Regions from separate parts of the Homo sapiens genome. Here region 2 is linked to region 1. Evidence: chromatin contacts called from ENCODE Hi-C data. All regions are on one chromosome and are shown on one strand. The core of a region is the stretch at or near the end of the contact, and the rest is flanking DNA. Distances in the headings are between cores, read along the strand shown. Region 1 holds the start of ZNF197 (zinc finger protein 197). Region 2 holds the start of SELENOK (selenoprotein K).

What was found. A loop is a pair of places that touch in the nucleus more often than their neighbours do. Pooled maps may share reads with other maps.
Region 2: a loop to region 1 is called in a pooled map, with 4 times the contacts of the local background. The contact joins the promoter of SELENOK here to the promoter of ZNF197 in region 1. A Hi-C loop is called at or near these places in 3 of 50 pooled maps.

Annotation. Positions count from the first base shown.
Region 1 is chr3:44,623,391-44,627,214 of GRCh38, reverse strand. It overlaps ZNF197 (zinc finger protein 197), which reads right to left and starts at 2,179. Exons shown (of 6, transcript NM_006991.5): 1 at 2,072-2,179. The region is part of intron 2 of ZNF660-ZNF197 (ZNF660-ZNF197 readthrough); the gene reads right to left. All of the region lies in intron 2 of ZKSCAN7-AS1 (ZKSCAN7 ZNF cluster antisense RNA 1), which reads left to right. It overlaps ZNF197-AS1 (ZNF197 antisense RNA 1), which reads left to right and starts at 2,418. Exons shown (of 2, transcript NR_046658.1): 1 at 2,418-2,493. RefSeq lists an enhancer at 1,344-1,846 and a silencer at 1,826-2,175.
Region 2 is chr3:53,889,652-53,893,475 of GRCh38, reverse strand. It overlaps SELENOK (selenoprotein K), which reads left to right and starts at 1,617. Exons shown (of 5, transcript NM_021237.5): 1 at 1,617-1,706. The coding sequence starts at 1,688. RefSeq lists enhancers at 1,339-1,638, 1,529-2,429.

The DNA.
Region 1 (3,824 bases), core at 930-3,429:
TCACTTGGTTCAAAATTTAAAATTATAAAATGTATACTGTGTAAAGTTTCCTTCTCCGTTAGCTTCTTATCTATCTTTCCAGTTATTTCTGCATATGTGTGTACATATATTGTTTTCTAGTTCCCTTTTTTTCACAAATGGTAGGACACCATGAATGACGTGGTACATTTTCCTCTTCTCAATAATATGTCTTAGAGATCTTTCCTGTCAATACACAGCCCCTCTCCGCATTTTTATGGATGCATAGATGTATCATAATTTATTCATGCCAGCACTGATGGAATGTTTGGGTAGTTTTCAATCATTTCTTATTACCAACAATATAATCATGAATAATCTTGGGCATACATCAGTTTGGATGTGTGTAGGCATATATAAGAAAAATTCCTTGAATCAGAATTGCTGAGTTAAAAGGTATATACATGTATAATTTTGATATTGCCAATTTGACCTCACTAGGATTGAACCAATTTATAATTTATACTCCCATCAGAAACAGCTGTATGGGAGTGCCTTTCCTCACTTTCACCAATATGTTTCTCAAAGTTTGTGCTCTTCGCCAAATTTTTGACTTGCATTTTGAACGAATTAATATAGAGTCATTTGTATATTTTTTAAAGTAACTATTCATATATTTTGCCCATGTTTCCATTGAGGTGTTGGGTCTTGTTAATTTGTACACACTTTTATCACAGGAAAATTAGTCCTTTGTTTACAATGGCAGCTGCAAATTTTTCTCAGTTTGTCAAGTGTCTTTGTGACTATATATGCCATGTGACTTTGCTTAAAGTGTTTTTTGCCATGCAGTCAATCTTTTACGACTTCTGGGTACTGTACCACAATTAGAAAGACCTTTTTCACTCTGAGCATGAAGAGAGTCTTAAGTGGTGTCAGGACTCTATTAGTGAGAAATGGTGGGGGTGGGAGGGCTGGATATCAAGAAAGGTCAGTTAGGTTTTTCTAATAGTCTAAACACATGACTTAAGTTCTAAACGAAGTAGGGATAAGGCAATTGAGAAAAACTTGGTAGTCCTTGGTAACTGATCTGGGGGTGATGGAAAGGAATTTTTAAAAAGAATTTTGAATAATTTTCAAATAACATAAAAATAACAAATTCTTAAACATACATTTTATTAGCTTCTCACAAAAGGTTTTCAAAGCAGAAGTTAAAAAAAACAAAAGGATCAGAGGAGCGAATCCACTCAAGGCCACTTAGCTAACTGAGACATGGGAGCAAATTCTGAATTCAGGGATTCTAATTCCAGAAGTCCAAAACAATTCCATCTACGAAGAAACTTATGAAACCCAAACAACCCAAACTGTTCTAAAACAACAGTTTCCAAACACCAGTCCACGACAAAGCTTTAATCTGGTAAGCTGCAAAAAGAGAAAACCAGTAACAATCGTCGCTGACAGGTTGGCAATGAGTGTGTGTGTGTGTGTGTGTGTGTGTGTGTGTGTGTGCGCGCGCGCGCGCAAAGGCCAGCATTTATTCTGAGTTTACGGTCTTAGTACTTTGTGTTAAAATGTATTGCCTGAAGTAATGTTGGTATGGGTGGTTTCAAGTTTGAGTTTTTCAAGTTTGATTTTTAAATACCATTATATTACAAAACTAAAAGACTAAAAAAGCTAAAATCGTTCCACCCCTTAAAACAAACAAACAAAAAAATCCGTCCTCAAGAGTCTGGGCGCCACCGGTAATAGGGAAACCTCAGAATGTTTCTGTGGATTAGCCTCAGACAAGACTGAGGAAGAGCAGAAAGGCCTGAGCTGGGGGAGCAGGCTACTGAGGCAGCTCTTCTCAAAGCGCCAGCAGAGTCCGTTAGACAGGAGCACCGGTCCACAAACACACACAGACTCGGAGCTGCTGTCCTCAGTACTTCCCTCGGGCCGGCTGCCTGCCCAGCCGAGGCCACGACGTCGAACCCCAACACGAAGCTGGCGACGGACCATGCCGGGGGTCAGGGCCCGGGAGAGGCTACCGAGGGCTGTGCAGTCCCAGCAAGCTCAGGCCCGCGTCCCGGGCCGCCTTCCCTGCACGCCCACCCGCCCCCGAGCCCACCCCGCTCACCGGGGGCTCCCGCTGCGGCTCCAGCCTTGCGTACCGCCGCCTCGGCGCCAGGCCGCTAGGAGATGACACAGGAACGAGCCCTTCCGGCAGCCGAGGCACAGAATAATGGCCGAGCCGAGAATACTGCGACTTCCGGTTGCACCCCGCCCCTCATCCCGGATCTCTAGGAAGCCACATCTCTATGGTTCGTTTCTTTTCCCAGAACTGGGGAAGAGAGGCGGAACTCCTGAGCCCTTGGGTACTAGTGTTCCTTACATCGAACAAGAACTGGCCGCTGTTTCAGACCGGAAGGGTGCAGAGATGAAAGACAGGACCCAGGGTCTCAGGATGCCTGTTGCCTCCTAAGAGAGTTGGACATTTCTATTTTGATTTGCATTTCAATTGAGGTTGATAGGGAGTGACCTTCACGTCTGAATGACCTGGTAGGTGACTTTTCTGGTCTCTTCTTGAACTTATGCAATTCTCACTATAAATAATAACATGACTTATAAATCACCCTCTTGTGAATTCGCTTACTGTGGTGTATCTCTTGCCCACATGATGACATATTGGAGCTATGATATTAAATAATAATCAAGTTGATGGTGCAAGGTAATGTGCAAATGGTAGGGACATCTCTCCCCTGAAAGAAGAGGTTATTCTAGCTGTCCATCGCCCTGGGTAAAGTCAGGTGTATATAAAGGAAACTGGCACTCTGATCCTCTCTTTGGTCTTCAGTCTCTTAAGTTTGGACTTCTGGAACTGACACCCCTATATGGGACTATGGCTGAAACAAGTCTCCAAAAGGGCAAAGGCCATGTCTGCATGGATCCCATGTATTTAGCACCTAGTACAAAGCTGAAGCCATATAGGTTGTAGATGAATGTTTATTCAATGAGCAAGGTTCATGTTATTCTGTTTATGTCTTTTTTTTTTTTTTGAGATGGAGTTTTGCTCTTGTTGCCCAGGCTGGAGTGCAGTGGCGCAATCTTGGCTCACTGCAATCTCCACCTCCCGGGTTCAAGCGATTCTTCTGCCTCAGCCTCCTGAGCAGCTGGGATTACAGGCACGTGCCACCATGCCTGGCTATTTTTTTTTTTTTTTTTTTTTTTTAGTAGAGACGGGGTTTCACAATGTTGGCCAGGCTGGTCTTGAACTCCTGACCTCAGGTGATCCACCCCCACCTTGGCCTTCTAAAGTGTTGGAATCACAGGCGTGAGCCACCGTGCCAGGCTTATTCTGTTTATTTCTTTATGTTCTCTCCTGGCATTCATTAAACAACATACTTAAACTTCAGCCTTGATTCATTCATTCATTCAACTACTGAGTACTTGCCATATGCCAAATACTGTTCTGGGCACTAGGGACATAGATAAAGAGGTAAAGTCTCTGTTCTCATGGGGCTTACATTTCTAGTGGGATAAACAGAAAACAAATATAAAAATGTGTCAGGTGGTGGTAAATGCTAAGAAATGTGAAAGCTGATCATAAGAATTGGGTCATTTTTGTCATACCTAATAAAAGAAAGTCGAGAAATTAGCTGGGGGAAGCACTCAGGGTACACAACATTGCTCCAGGAATGTTATTCTCTGTAAGCTTGACTGCTGAAACTGCTTATTATAAGCCAAAACCAGTTTTATCTATAGCTTCTGAGATAAGTTGCTGCAACTCTAGGACTAATTTTGCCCACCGCAGTTGCTCACCAACTGGAGCTTGTCAGCTCCCCACACCCTTACTACTGCCAATGAACTTTCTCAAAGAGCAATATGTAACA
Region 2 (3,824 bases), core at 368-2,867, 9.3 Mb before region 1:
GAAGTGGTGACAACTAAGCAGAGGGCTAAAGGATAAAATGAGCTGGATGTGCAAGGAGTCCGAGGAAGAGGGTTCCAGGTAGAGGGACAAGTATGGGCAGAGTCCTGGAGGTATCAGTAAAACCCGGGGTGTTCACAAACTAAAACAACAATGTTGCCAGAGCATAATCTGGGTGGGGGTGTTCATAAACTAAAACAACAATGTTGCCAGAGCATAATCTGGGTGGGGAGATGTGGCTGGAAGTACAGTGAGAGGAGCAATCAAGAGGACAAGTCACCTTGGGCCTGCAGGCCATGACAAGGAACTGGATTTTAAGAGCAATAGGAAGTCACTAAATTTTAGTGTCCAAAAGGTTTTAGGCAAGGGAACGAGATGATCTCCGTTTTAAGATCGATCTTGCTACAGTTTGTAAAACTGCCTAAGGATGGTAAAAGACTGAACCTGAGATTTCATTTAGAAGGAAACTAGCGTAGAGCAGGTGAGAGATGATGGTGGCATGGTCTAGATTAAGAAAGGCCCTTGGGAAAATTAACGGCCCTGCCCTAATATTTTTGCAGAAATGATCCTTTATGATTGTGCTGCACAAATCCCAAATGAGGTGAAGGATGTTGTCTTGTCCTATTATGAACTTTTCTGGGGAAAATGCTCTCTCCAAAATCAACATAAAATTAGATCTTTGTCAGTTCTAAGTATTAGAACATAAAATCTTAACCAAAGTTGTTAAACTCAAAATAGATTTTCAGCATGTAATTTTCATTTTCTGGAAGGTGATTAGGAATCTTTCCAAAGAGATGACACATGGCTTGAGAACTGGGGGCGGGAAGTCAAAGGAAGCAGCCATTAGGTCTCCACGCTGAAAGAATAGCTAAGTGCAGAGGCCTTGAGAAGGGAATGAAATGGCCACGTTCAAGGAACAGAGGCAGCCCACTGGCTGTAGCAGAGTAAATATCCATGGTATGTGGTCCACATTTACTGAATGTCCAAGACATGTCTTCTAATTCGTCTGTCACCAAAGTGGTCATAAGCAGTCGCCATCAATAAGAAACAAGCAGAGAAAGGGCCTACAGTTCAATTTATTTTTCAGTTGCCTCACAAAAGGCTAAGAAAAACTTAGTTTCTGGTGAACCCAGGTAGACATGCTCATTTTAAAGAGAATGAATATATCTAGGAAGAGCCTGGCAGTATATTCCCAAAGGCGTGACAATAAAGTTCCTTAACGTGTAGTCAGCACCCTCAAACGTCAACACGTCTGGAAAATTCGGAAGCGTTTCCTCCTGTCAGCGGCCCTTCAAGCTACCTCATACAGGGCAGCCTCTCCTACCCAGACCCGGAGCCTATCAATCGACGAGAAAACAGCTTCCCCTCACTGGGCGGTGCGAACCAACTCTGCACGATCAAGTCGGATAGAGGACTGGCAACCGCGGGCACTACAGGGCAGTCCTTAACGTCATATCCGGTTGTCAGCTCGGCCGCCTCCGCCTAACCAGAAGTCGCAGATGTGACGATGCAAAAACGCCCGTCGGGGGCGCGTCTCTTTCAGCAGCCAATGGGCTCTGCCCACCTTCGTCCTCGTCAGCATTTTGTCTAATCGCGGCCTGTGACGCTCGAAGGGCGGGGAGCAGAGGGAGATACAGAAACCGACAGGGGCCAGGCGCCCGGTGGCTCCGAAGCGGGGAAGTGGGACAAGATGGTTTACATCTCGAACGGTAAGTTGAGAGCGGGCTGTGGCTTCGACCGGTGACTTGTAAGATCGGACTCCAGGTTCCTTTCATCGTCGCTCGCTGAGTCTTGAGCCCGGTGCGGCTTCCCCGGGCTTAGCGCCCCGCGGCCGGGCGGAGCTGGACCGAAGTCGCCTCGGCTTGCGGCGCGTCAGCCGATGGTCTCTGAGCCGGCAGTCGGGGGCCGAGGTCCCGCCGGCCTCACGTTGAGTACTGGGAGCCCTGCAACCCCGCCTTCGTGCAGCAAGCGCTTGATTGTGGATTTGCGAGGGTGGTCTTTCCTCTCTCGGGTGTCGGTATCCTTAAAACTAGTAAGGACAATGATGCCGACGCTGTACACGTAGCGCTTGTGCCCTGGACAGTGTTTCAGTTATTTGCTTATCGTCACATTCAATCCTGTTTTACGGGTGGAAACTCTGAGGCTCAGATAGATTAAATAGCTTGCCTGGGCTATTTAAGTCACAGAGGTAACTTAATGGCTGAGTCGGGATTCGATCACAGGTAGGCTGACGTCAGCGTCCTTGTTATCTGTTATGCTGCCTCTGTCTACAACGTGTAAAAAGACCGAGCCGACCTAGGATGATAATTAGATGAAAGCTTTGCATAGGCTTTTTCCCCAGGAAAGGGTAGCTAGTCAAACATGGAATTTTTTGCTCGAATTTCAAGGGGCATGGGAAGAAGTACTATCTTCCCCTAGGAGCAAGTTAATTATTACCGGAATGGAGAATCCGAGAGACTTAATTCTGCGAACCCACAAAGAAGATGACCGGAAAGGAAGGACATGACTGTGTCAGATCAGTGCTAGAGCTGCCTGCCCACCTGTTTGACTCAGGTGAAATTCTTTGGTACAGTCTTAACAAGGAGTTGTGGATCATTGGAACTAGGTCTTGGTTCTATTTGAGTCATCTGTTTTTCTCCAGAGACGAGTAAGGTAGTCAGTGAGGAGCCTTCTGGCTGACTGCACTTTTGCATTTCTTGACTTTTAAAAATCTCCCCTTCTCATCTCCCACTTAAAAATCTTTGAAACAAGTAGATTGATGGACACTACAGAAAAGCATCAAAATTTCATCTTAGTTTTGGGCGCTTTCAGACTTTAGTCTGTTTTATAGCCTGTTTTATAGCCTTTGTGATATAAGCTTAAGGCTGGAAGCTTCTGTATGAATTATTGAATAATTCCTTGTATTTGTTGTGTCTTACTGTGTTCGCATTATTTCATTTGGTCCACATAAGTAGCCGATTAGGACTCTTTATCGTACTTTAAAAGTTGAGAAACACAACTGCATTCAAACACCTTACTTCTCTCTGGGGATATTGGTGGAAGGGACATTCTGCCTTAAGAAAGGGAAAGTGGAAAAGCAAGATAGAATCACAGAGGAAGAAATGACAGGTTCCAATTAGATCCACCTTCTTAGGACTGTATTATCAGCACTTGACAAAATCTTTCTCTTGCTGTCAGATGACTTTTTTTTTTCCAAAAATCTTATGTGATGGCTAGCCCTGGAATACTTTTTGTTGGAGAAAGAAAATGTCACATCAGCCAACGAAGCAGAGCTAGTAAGAGGCAGAGAACTAAGCCTGTCACCCACCCTCTAAACTTTTGTAGCCCCTTGCTCTCAGTAGCACAGTGAGAGCTTAGATCCAAGTGGGTATCTGAAATTAAGCTGGTCAAGAAAAGAGGAAAAGTAAACCCTCATGGAGTGGGTAGAGGTGAGTGGGGTTAACTCTTGGGATAATGGAAAGGAGAGGTAGTTGACAGTTACTCTTCCCCGAAAATATTCTGACATCTTGATTTGCAAGGCTGAAATATAGTGTACCAACTTATGTTGTAGCTTCTATTAAAGTGGTTTGAAAAATAGATCCAGTTTTGCTTAAGATAAAGCTAGAGTCTATTAGAATTAAGAGTATGCTGTTATAGAAAACAGTAGTTATTTTAATGAAGAACAAGCCAAATTCTCTTTAGTACTTAGAGCATACACACTCTTTATAAGAATTTTATAAAAATAACTGATTCCAAAGACTTGTAAGAGTATGAATACGCAATCTTTTTATACAGGCAAGAGACTTTGCAAATGAAAAGAAATACTCAGCATGTTTAGGAATATGGAA